Linked DNA regions of Mus musculus: region 1 is linked to region 2. A link is a loop called in an ENCODE intact Hi-C map of the cell type or tissue named here. Cell type or tissue: heart. All regions are shown on one strand. Each heading gives the region's core, and the rest is flanking DNA. Links, peaks and the distances in the headings are about the cores only. Region 1 holds the start of Rmnd1 (required for meiotic nuclear division 1 homolog). Region 2 overlaps Akap12 (A kinase (PRKA) anchor protein (gravin) 12).

Region 1 (5,372 bases), core at 311-5,310, 99 kb after region 2:
GTATCTGTGCGTTACAAGAATGCCTGGTGCTACCGAGGTCAGAAGAGGGCACTGGATGCCCATCAACTCACTGCCCACTCCCTGAAGCAGCTTTTTATTTGGCTTCTAGAATACCACATTGGCCATTTTCCTTCGGTCTTTTTTTGCTGGTTCCTCATCTATTCAAGAATGTGATACATCAGGACTCAGACTCTGGGCCACTTCTCTTCCCAATCAGTCTCCCGGTGACTTTACCCGACCCCGTGTTTCATACGTCATCAGGATGAGTAGCACATATTTATCTCTAAATCCCTCTGAGCACCAACAATGTAACAAGCTCAAAACTGGGCATCTGAAGGCTTCCACAAACCACAGCCTTCCCTATTCAAGTGCCAGTCACATGCTCACATTTGCCTAAGCCCTAAACCCGGAAGTTGCTTCTGCTTTTCTCTTCAGTCCCTATTACTCGTCTGTCAGTAAATCCACTGGCCTTTTCTGACCAGTACCCACCGCAAACACTTTTGCCACCTGTCCCGAGTTTCTGGTTTTTCCCATGATGATTATAATAGCCATTTACCTGTTTATGATGGTTCACCTTTATCTGACTAGCCTCAGAACCACCATGGAGACTCACCGCTATGTCTGTGACAGACTTTCTGGGATAGGTTAACAGGAGGGAAGACCCCCTGAAATATGGATAGGACTATACCATGGGGATGGGTTGCCGGCTTTCACCACTGGACTTTCTAGTGGAGCAATGCATGGCCCCTGCCTGCTCCCGCCTCCATGCCTAATCTGCCATGCAGGACTCTAGATGAGCAGCAAACCCTTCCTCCCTTCAGCTGCTTCTCCTCAGGCAGCTTGTCACATGAAAGGCAACTGGCACACTGGCTCCCTGCCACTGTTTACAGCCTCCTACAGGTCATTCACAATGGACTACAGCAAAAATTCTGAGACCTTAACTAGAATCCTATCCTTTCCCAGAGTCAAATTTGATGATGGCTTTACATTTACAATAAAAGCCAATGCCCCTAAAACGCCCTTCTGAGCCTTCTGCAACACTGCAGCATTCCCTATAGAATGCCTTTGTTCCAGGCCCTCTGGGCCTTTCCACTCACCTGTCCACAAGCTCTCCTCCTAAGGACTTGACTCCCTCAGTGACTTGGTATAATACATATAACCAACACACATCCATCACATCCACTTTGGATTTTCAAGACTGGATTTCTCTGGATAACCTATAATTTCTCTCTTTGACTGGCCTGGAACTTGCTTTGTACACCAGGCTGGCCTCTGCCTCTGGAGTGACAGGATTAATACTTATAACCAACACTCATCCATTCTCTTGCTATTTTTTACTTTGTCCTCATATTTAGCACCACTTACATACCTTGTATTTTTAGCTTTTTAATTCATGCAATGACTACTCCTTACCGTGTGCAGTATGCTAGCTCTGGAAATGAGCAAATAAGGGATAATATATATTAGTTAGCGACAGTGATATCAGAAAGCAATAAAGGAGATTTTTGCCTCTCTTCAAAAGCAGGTTTCTGTGTTTGTCCCCCTATGCTCAGTGACAGTAGTGTCCTTGGGCACAGAGGCGTCAAGTAAATTTTTAAAATGAAACACAAGGGAGCTGCAGTTTTTGAGCATTATCCTTAAGCATAATATGTCCATGTGCCTAAGGATAGCACTAATTGCACTTAGTGTTTTAAGTTGGGAGTGGGACATGGGTAGGCCTAGGCGTTTGACGGCAGGGCTGGGGGTGGTGGTGGACATAACCAAAATATATTGTACATGAGATGCAGAATACCATCAATGAAAAAAGCGGCTGCATCCAGGTTAGATTCAGCGGGTAAGTGGGGCTGACCTTTGGGAGCACTTCTTCCAGTTCCTAAGTTCAAGGTGATTTCATGCACCTTGGCAGCTACTACTATGCCCTGCTTCCAACTCGGCGGGGTCGGGAGTGTTTGGCTTGAGGTGCTTCGGATTCCCGGCTAAATTCCCAGGCCCTGGCCGAAGCCCACACCTCCTCACCAGCTTCTCCGGCTGGGGAAGCGCGAAGCACTGACCTGTGCGCGGAGAGGACGACCGCGACGCCCACGCGCACGCTCCCGCCGCAGGAACCTCTGCGGAAACACACCCCGCCCCGCCCCGCTGCGGCGCAGGCGCACTGCAAGCCCCAGGCCGGCAAGCTGGGACACGTGACCGTCCGAACACGTGACCGCTCCGCGCCCCCCCCCCCCCCTTCCGCTCGGCGGGCTACCGCCTCCGGTCCTCCAGGGCTTCCGCTCGCGTAGCCGGAAGGCCCTTGCGCCCCATGTTCTGACCCTGGCCAGACCACCAAATAAAGTTTCTGAGTTCAAAAGCGCTTAAAAAAAAAAAAAAAAAAAAAAAAAGCTCCAACGCTTCCTTTCTGGAACCGCGGCCGTTGAACCCCGGGCGACGCCAGTTGAGTGGCTTGTGGTGCCGGTGTGATGGCCGAGTCCCCGGCGTTTCTTTCCGCTAAGGACGAGGGGTGCGTCTCGCTTTTTTTTTCTTGCGCTCTTGGGAGAAAAAACCCATGTTGGGTGAGGAAGCTGTGGGCGGTCGGGAGCGCCGGATCCTCAAGCTGAGAGTTCGAGTCCCACCTCGGTGGGAGAGAGCCGGCTCGCTGTGCTGGCCGGCGTCAGGACCTAGCTAGTTCCGCTGTGTACCTTCTTCCTTTCTGTCCCGAATTGAGACGCTGGGGCAGGAGTATTGCTGCGAGTTAAAGCCAGCTTGAGCTCGTAGTGAGTTCGAGCTCACTGTGGGATACATTAGGAAAAAGCTTGTCTCTAACAAGTGAGAAGGAAAGGCGCTGCGGGGGCCAACAATTAGGACTCATACCTACTGCGGTGTGTATTAATGGTATGGGTCAAACTAATAACTCTATATTTAAAAACGTCCTAATTTTGCGTGTGCGCGCACATGCCATTATTCGCGTTAGAGGTCAGAGGACAGCTCTGGAGCCGATTTTGTTCCTTCACCTCTCAGGAGTTCAACGAGAACTCGGTCGCGGGCAGCAGATTTATCATGTGCCTTTACCCACTGAGCCATCTCACTGGCCCCCAAAATAAACATCATTAGAAGTAGTTCTTGCAATTTTCATCTTTAGAGTTTTCCCCCCTATACACACTTCTCATGAAATTTGTTAGGCACAATCGATTCACCAAAACAGCTAATAGCAAAATGGAACAATTAGTGGGACGTTAGTTTACTTTAAATTTAATTAAAATTATTTAAAACTTACAGATCGTTGACTGCTGGAATTTTCCACTTGCAATGTTTTTAAACTGGTTGAGTGCCCCTGGGAAGGCAAACCTGTGGACAAAGGGGGAATTACAATATGCTACAACGCTGAGAGCAAAGTTATAAGTAAGAGCAGAAATAAGCATTGGCTAAGTAGCCAATCTTCTTGTCTGGCTGGATGGTTGGTTTTCTTTTGACACGGAGCTATTGAATTATGTAGTGAAGGATGACCTGGGACTCCCAATACTCCTGCCATTATACTCTGTGTCATTATAGAGGGAGACACCACTAGGCTCCAAATTCATATTTCAAATACTTTATTTTCAAATGATTTAATTAGTTTTTATGTGTTGGGGGAGTGTGGCACTCACCTGTGACATTACCCAGGAATGGACGTCAGAGGACGACTTGTGTAGGGAGTCCCCTTTGTCCTTCTACCATGTGGGTTCCAGGGATCGAACTCAGGAGGTTGTACTTGGTAGCAGGTGCCCTTCCCTGCTGAGGCCTGTCTCCAGCCCCTGGAATAGTTCCTAGGTGCTTAGGTGTGGCCTACCCTGCCCTGTAACTCTAGCTCTAGGGGATCCAGAGCCTCTGGCCCCAGCAGTCACCTGCACATACCCTACCCAGGGAAATGCAAATCAAAACCACTTTGAGATTTTCATTTCATCTTTCTAAGCCAGTGACCTAGGACCAGAGCCTGTTGAATTGCAAGACCTGTCCTTTTTTGAACTTAACCACATTGCTGAAGTCGTTTCTGATTTAGAAAAAGAAATTGAGTAGATGGAAAAGAAAATGATTCAGTCAAGTTCTGGGGCAGAACCCAGTACTACAGTTTGTGCAGTGGTCATGACAGTAGAGTTCCACATTGTCTCGGGTCTTCTGCCTTCTTCCCTCCCATCCTTCATCCAGCCCTCCCTCCCTCCCTCCCTCCCTCCCTCCCTCTCTTCCTCCCTCCCTCTCTCCTCCCTTCCCCCTTCCTCCCTTCCTCCCTTCCTCCCTTCCTCCCTTCCTCCCTTCCTCCCTTCCTCCCTTCCTCCCTTCCTCCCTTCCTCCCTTCCTTCCAGATGAATCTTATCTATCCCAGGATGGCCTTAAACTCCTGCTCCTCTTCCTGCTGTCCTCCTGAGCAGGGGTTCCAGCTGTGTGCCGCTGTGTTTTCTCCTCTTCTGGAGCTTCATTCGTACAAGACAAGTGAGCAGTTTAGGAGTTCAGTCTCATATCTATAAAGCAAATAAAACTGGTGTATTAAAATAGTCATATGAAAAGGAATTTGGACCCAAATGAGGTGTTCCAGAAACTAAAATTGGGCATGCCTTCTAGTGTCAAAGCTACTGAGTAATGCATGATATTGGACTCTCTCCTAGGTCCTTTGCATATCTTACGATTAAGGACAGAACACCGCAGATCTTAACCAAGGTTATTGATACATTGCATCGACATAAAAGTGAATTTTTTGAAAAACATGGAGAGGTAAGAACTATATTTCAGCTTTAATTTTGTGCTAGTTCTTCACAAGAATAACAGTATTTATAGAAGGTTTCCGCTCTCATGTAAAGACTGTTTCTGGCATAAATACTTACCTGCTTTTCTGTGTGTTGAGGTAGCCTCTGGTTGACCTGTGCACTAATAGCTTAGTCTCCCTAGACCTTAGTGGTCATAAATGATGGCCTTGACTTCTCTGAAGAGCTTTTGAGGTGTCACAGCGACCTGTCTGTCTTACAGCATCTGTGTTACTAATTGGAGCCCTTGAGTCCCCTAAGTGCAAACCTCGGGGTGAAGGGCAGTGGGGATTACAGTTGCTTGACAACACAATGTGATTAAACACAGGAAAGACTTTCTGGTTGGGGTAGAGGACGACTTTAAAATTCACCGTGCCTGTTTAATCAACAGGTGAGAAAACAACAACAAGTAAGTAATTACGTTAATGTGGATAAAGCCTTTAAAGCTATGGGACCAGTTATCTCTGGATTGTGCGGCATGCAGTTGTACCTTCTTCCCTTCCTTCTTCCCTCCCTGCCTGCCTTGCTTCCTTCCTGTCCTTTTAATTTAAGACAAGGTTTTGAGTACCTAAAGATCTTGAACACGTGGATTACAGTTGTGAGCCACCATATGCAGATTGTACA
Region 2 (5,372 bases), core at 100-5,099:
GGATATCAGATCCCCTGGAACTGGAGTTACGGTTGTTATAGTTATGGTTGTAAGCCACCTAAGATAGGTGCTGGAAGGCAGATCTCTCAGTTCGAGGCCAGCCTGGTCTACATAGTGAGTTCCAGGACAACCAGGGCTACACAGCCCTGTCTCAAAAAAACAAAATAAAAATGAAAATAAAATAAAATAAAATAAAATAAAAAAGACAGAGTTATTTTTTGACGGGCAGTGGTGGCACTTGAGAGGCAGAGGCAGGTGGATCTCTGAGTTCGAGGCCAGCCTGGTCTACAAAGTGAGTTCCAGGACAGCCAGGGCTAGACAGAGAAACCCTGTGTGTGTGGGGGGGGGGGAGCAGAGAAAAAAGATGGGTGCTGGATGCAAGAACAACATCCTCTTTTAATGACTCAGCTACCATCCCGCTAGCCCCACATTTGCATCTCTTGTCTGTTTCTTTCTTTCTTTGCTTATTTGAAATGTGGTCCAATAGTTTAGCTGGCCTGAGGGTAGCCTTGAACTCCTGATCTTCCTCTATTACCTAAGTGCTGCTATTACAGGTGTGTGCTGTTATGTGCATCTCTGTATATCTTAAAGAAGTTATATGCTGTACTCAGATTGTTTGTCCTGTTACTGTAATTTTTATTTTTTGGGAGAGACTCATGTAGCCCAGGCTGGCCTCAAAGTCATTATGTAGCTGAGGCTAGCCTTCTGTCCACAGTGATGGAATTACACAAGTACACCATTCCTGGCTGTCTGCTTTCCTTGCTGAGACTGTGTTATTACAAAGTTCTTAAGATGTCCGTAGAAATCTTTCCTTGTTAACTAGCATTTCTGGTTAGCATCTCTAGCTCTCCTTTGCTGTCTTGGGCCTCTGAACATGAACATGAACTGTAAGTAACAGTAGCTATGAGGAGCCCACCCCTGAGTTCCCAAATCACTCTTTCCAGACATTGCCCCAGGATGCTGCTTCTTTGTATTCAACATTAGGGAGTCCCTATTCTTCTCTTAGGCTAGCTCTATCCTTGTATCCCCAGGGGTTGCCACTCTCAACTAAGTATCCTAAGGCCATAATATCTGATTAGCGCCCAGTGGATTTCAGCACAACAAAAGTGGAGCATGACCTTGGCAAATATTTATTGACTAGATCATGCAGATTTAAGAAAACACCCCCTAGCAATCTTCCGCCAAGTGATGGGCATATATTCTGTCATCTTTGTTTTAGGTGGTGATGCCTGGCTCTAAAACGTCTCCTTTCACGCGAGTGGAAAGGAGTAATGTCAAGGGAACGGTGCCTGCCCTTGCAGTGACCCCTCTGTCTGACCTTTCCTTCTGCCTCTGTCCTGATTGATGGTTTTCCATTTTAAGGCCAGCCCCAGAGGAACTTGCTGATGGTCACGGCTATATATACTCCCTGTTCTTCATTACACAGGGAGGTAGTGATTCCAGATAACTGTGTGCTGGGAGGGTCAGCCTCTAGCACAGCATCCATTGTGCTGTCTTTGAGCCTTAGCTGCCTCACTTTGAACCTCATTTGAGGAGTGTATTGTCACCTGTGTTATGAAAGCAAAGATCTTGCCTTACTTAGCCTTTTCTTAAAAGAGTGTTTTGTCTGCTTTGTATCTGGTGAATTTTCCCCTTAGCTATCAAAGTGGCGTCGCTGTTGTTAGAATTTGGGGTCAGAAGGGAAGGTGTTGGTGATGCAGTTATGTAAACCCGAATCCACAGAGGAGTGGGGTGACTGCCATGTGCTGTCTACAACTGAATACTGGGAAGTGGTTCTGTATTCTTAGTTCCCTGGGCCTTCAGGGATCCTGGGACACTGTGGGGGAAGTGTCTAGTTTAATGTGGACCACTGACCCTGCATATAGGGCTTCTTATCCATGATCTACACACAGGGAATAGATGGTGGGAAGAGAGATGTCTGGGTTGTCTGAAACCCCACCTATTGGGAATGCAGAGGGCAAATGTCTGCTCCCAGATCTTAACCAACCAGGATAAGACCCATTGCCTGGCTTGCCGAGACTCAAAGCCAGGTTGGGCGTTGGCTGGGAAGCCTTTCTGGATCTTTGTAATGCTGATATGTGTAACCATTGTCTGATTGCCCAGGAGTTGTCCCTTTTTCGCTCTTTCTGGGCTGGAATGTGGTGCATTGTGCCTCCTGGTGGCAAGAAGCAGCAACCATCGTGGATGTCTGAAATCTTTCTTTCAAAAAAAATTTTTTTAATCCCCTTTTTATGTCGCTTGTCTCTGTCTACTCTTTTTCCCGCACCGATCTCCCCGCTCCAGTTCCCTAAGTAGTCATGAACAAGGCCTTCAAGTCTGACGAGAAGAGCAATAATATAACCTTTTATTTTGGGGTGGGGAGAGGTGGTTCGCTCCAACAGGCCAGTTGGACCTATCCTAACTGAAGATCCAGCTCATTTATTACTTGTGTCTTTGTAGAGAAACAATCTCAAGATTAACAGAAAAGAAATATTGGGCTGCCTGGATTTTTAATGCAGCTGTTTTATTTGCTATACGCTTGTAACAGGAGGAGAGTGTTGGTGAAGTTTCAACCCAATGTTTAGCTCATTTCTACCACGAAAAGTAGAGAGACCCAAAGGTCAGATATTTCTGCTTTTTAGAAAGTTGTCTCGGTTAAATGCTAAAGATAGTTCGCTTTGTGACAACCCTTTGCAAAAGGCCTGGGATCGCAGAGAGTTGTGGGTCTTTACGCTGACCGGAGTGTAGGAAACGGTTGGCAACATACTATGGGCTTTAAAAAGGAAATGCCGCTTTGCACCTCATCCACCTTTAAAAATGGCGTTAAAAATCGGAGAATTTAATATCTGTGCAGTTATTGCCTTTACATAATTTTAAAAGTTTGAGATGCAGGAGTCGGTGCCAGGGATGAAGTCACCGCTTGGATCAAATATTGATGCTCGGGGTCTGGCTCACCCCAGAGACTTAAAACTTTCTCCTGGGTCGCGACAGACCAGGCACAGAGACCAGCCCTGTAAAATGGGGCACGTGACTTCCCCGGGTGGTGCAGCCAAGTCCGGACAGAGGTGTGGGCTGGCTGGCTGTGGGCGGGGCCTACGGCGTGGGCGGGGCCGTCCTATAATTAGCCAGAGAAGCGCTTCTCCAGTGCGCATTGCTGCACCTCCAGGGCTGGAGAGCTTCCTTGATGCTCTGAGGACTGCATTCCTTTTCATCTCACTGGTTAGCCGGGAGTAGACAGAGGAGAAGGAGACTTCCTGCCGTAAGAGGCCGAAAACTGTAACTAAATATGCTGGGGACTATTACCATCACAGGTAAGACTGGTGACTCTTCTTCCTGCTGATGTGACTCTGGAAGAAGAGTCTCAAGAGGTGAGCCGTGTGGCTGGAATTTTATTAGCTTTCAATTATCTCTCCCTACACTTTCACCGGTGTAGGGAGAGATAATTGAATATGGAGAGCATTCCATAGCCCCTCGGAAACCAATGAACCGCACATTTTATTTTTATTTAAACCAAAATCTTCCTGGAAGCGCTCACGGGACAATGCATCTGGTTGGGAGCCTTATCCGGTCCCCTTAGAGAAGTGGGGGCTGTGCTGTTGAGAGAAGCCACAGCAGCTAGCGAGTTGAATCAGCATCAGATTCACTGTGGATAACCTGCCCTAGTCTAATTTTAAAAGTTCCTATGTCTGAGAAATTGTAAGCGTTCAGTGCTTCCTAGAGCTCATTAAATAAGAACGTTGAGTGAAGTCGTGTATCAGGCTAATATTTTAGTTTAGTTCTGTCATACGTGGTTAGTATTAGCCATAATACTAATACATAATACATAGTTACTAAACCTAAGGGAAGAAATGCCATTTAAGTATTAGTAAAAAAAAAAAAAAAAAAAAAAAAAAAGGTAGTGAAAATAATTATTTTTCCCATGCTTGTTTTCTAGGACTCTACTTGTGTGAGTTGTAATGTTATGCCAACTTCTAGAAGTGGGCAGTCTACGCCAGGCGTTCAGAATGCATTTGCAAATCCACTAACTTGGCGTTTGATAGATAGTCTGAGACTGGCTATATAGGAGAGTGCGTGTTTACGCTCACTTTCCCGTTTACGCTCTTAGAAAATTAAACTCCACTTGCTAACTTACATTTACAAAAGTGGCTCCGATTTAAATATTTAAGATGAATGCTGCCAAATCTGTTGTCTCAAAGTGGGGCGTAGACTTTCCAGGGCTTCCATATTTTTTCTCTGTGTGACTCTTCCCCCCAAAGCCGTGTCTCCCTGTGGAATTTTAAATGACTTCAAAAGTTTAGCAGAGCTAAAAATATCTCTCACTTCCTATAGTTTAGCTTGTTTATGCCGAGGGCTCTTTCATAGTCTGTCCCATCTGTCATGTCTCTAGTCTTTCTACTGCTGGCCAGGGTGGACATTTATGAAACCTACAAATTAAAGACGTTTTAAAAAAATGAATAGCATTCTTCTTCCAAGTTCATTAGGTGTTTTCTTTAAGATTTGTTTGTGATAATGTGTATATGTGTGTGCCAGTCAGTCCGTGTATGAGTACAGGTGCCCTCCAGAGTCAGAGATGTTGGATTCCCCTAGAGCCTATAGTTACAGCTTATAGTTTTAGTTGGGAACTGAACTTCTGGCCTCAGAAAGAGTTGTCTATTCTCTTATTCTCTTAACTGCTGCACCCTCTCTCCAGCCCGAGTCAGGGTGTCTGCATGGATGGATGGATGGATGAACAACACTTTGAATGGGTCCTCTGAGATCTCCCTCTCTCCTGGCATTTTTTTTGTGTGTGTGTGTGTATAAGGTGTTGTGTATTCCATTTTTTATTAATTTGTCTCGTGCTCAGTTTCTTGTGGGAAGGAGGGGGTTCCAGCGGGTAATCCCAGTGGAGCCACAGGCAGAGTATTTAGAAGAACCGTTCAGTTTTTAAGGTACTATTAAGTGGTTGGATCTATGGCTTTCTAGATTATACTTCACACTGTGCATATGGACAGTGTTGCCTGGTTTTATACTTTTTGCCAGTAATCAGAAACTGCACAAGAGACTAGACGTGCTGGTGCAGGATTCAGCACTCGGGGAGGAGGCTAGCTGCGCTCCATGGGTTCAAGACCAGTCTGGTCTATAATAGAGAGGTGTAGGAAGCCTGGTGTGACATGGAGTAACTCTGCCTCAAAAGAAAGGAGGAAATAATGAAAGAATAATGAAAGAAAGAAAGAAAGAGCACAAATCTTTAATGGCAAGGGGTTGGAGGTATAGCTCAGTTGGTAAAATGTTTGCTAGCATGCCTGAATCTGGAAGGAGAATCAGGAATTCAAAGCCTGGCTGGGATTAATGATACCTCATCTCAAAAAAAAAAAAAAAAAAAAAAAAAAAAAGATAAACTAGGGAGAAACAGA

What was found. Hi-C counts contacts between places; a loop is a spot of excess contacts. Peaks named below come from ENCODE experiments on the same cell type or tissue, not always from the same donor. Only the 100,000 strongest peaks of a DNase experiment are listed, where the experiment ranks them.
Region 1: it touches region 2 in a loop (3-fold over the local background); 1 of 42 quality-filtered maps calls a loop at or near these places.

What each region holds. Positions count from the first base shown.
Region 1 is chr10:4,430,215-4,435,586 of GRCm38, forward strand. It overlaps Rmnd1 (required for meiotic nuclear division 1 homolog), which reads right to left and starts at 2,174. Exons shown (of 13, transcript NM_025343.6): 1 at 2,052-2,174. Armt1 (acidic residue methyltransferase 1) reads left to right here and starts at 2,391. Exons shown (of 5, transcript NM_024261.2): 1 at 2,391-2,497; 2 at 4,614-4,719. The coding sequence starts at 2,457. In heart, for the core only: CTCF peaks have their summits at 907 and 3,328; DNase peaks (open chromatin) are centred at 337, 757, 2,127 and 2,457; H3K4me3 peaks cover 2,906 bases; H3K27ac peaks cover 2,477 bases.
Region 2 is chr10:4,331,420-4,336,791 of GRCm38, forward strand. The region is part of intron 2 of Akap12 (A kinase (PRKA) anchor protein (gravin) 12); the gene reads left to right. Among named protein-coding and RNA genes, the nearest start is that of Gm40592, 23 kb to the left of the region's middle. In heart, for the core only: a CTCF peak has its summit at 2,162 (motif pointing left); DNase peaks (open chromatin) are centred at 2,002 and 3,062; H3K4me3 peaks cover 2,893 bases; H3K27ac peaks cover 2,719 bases.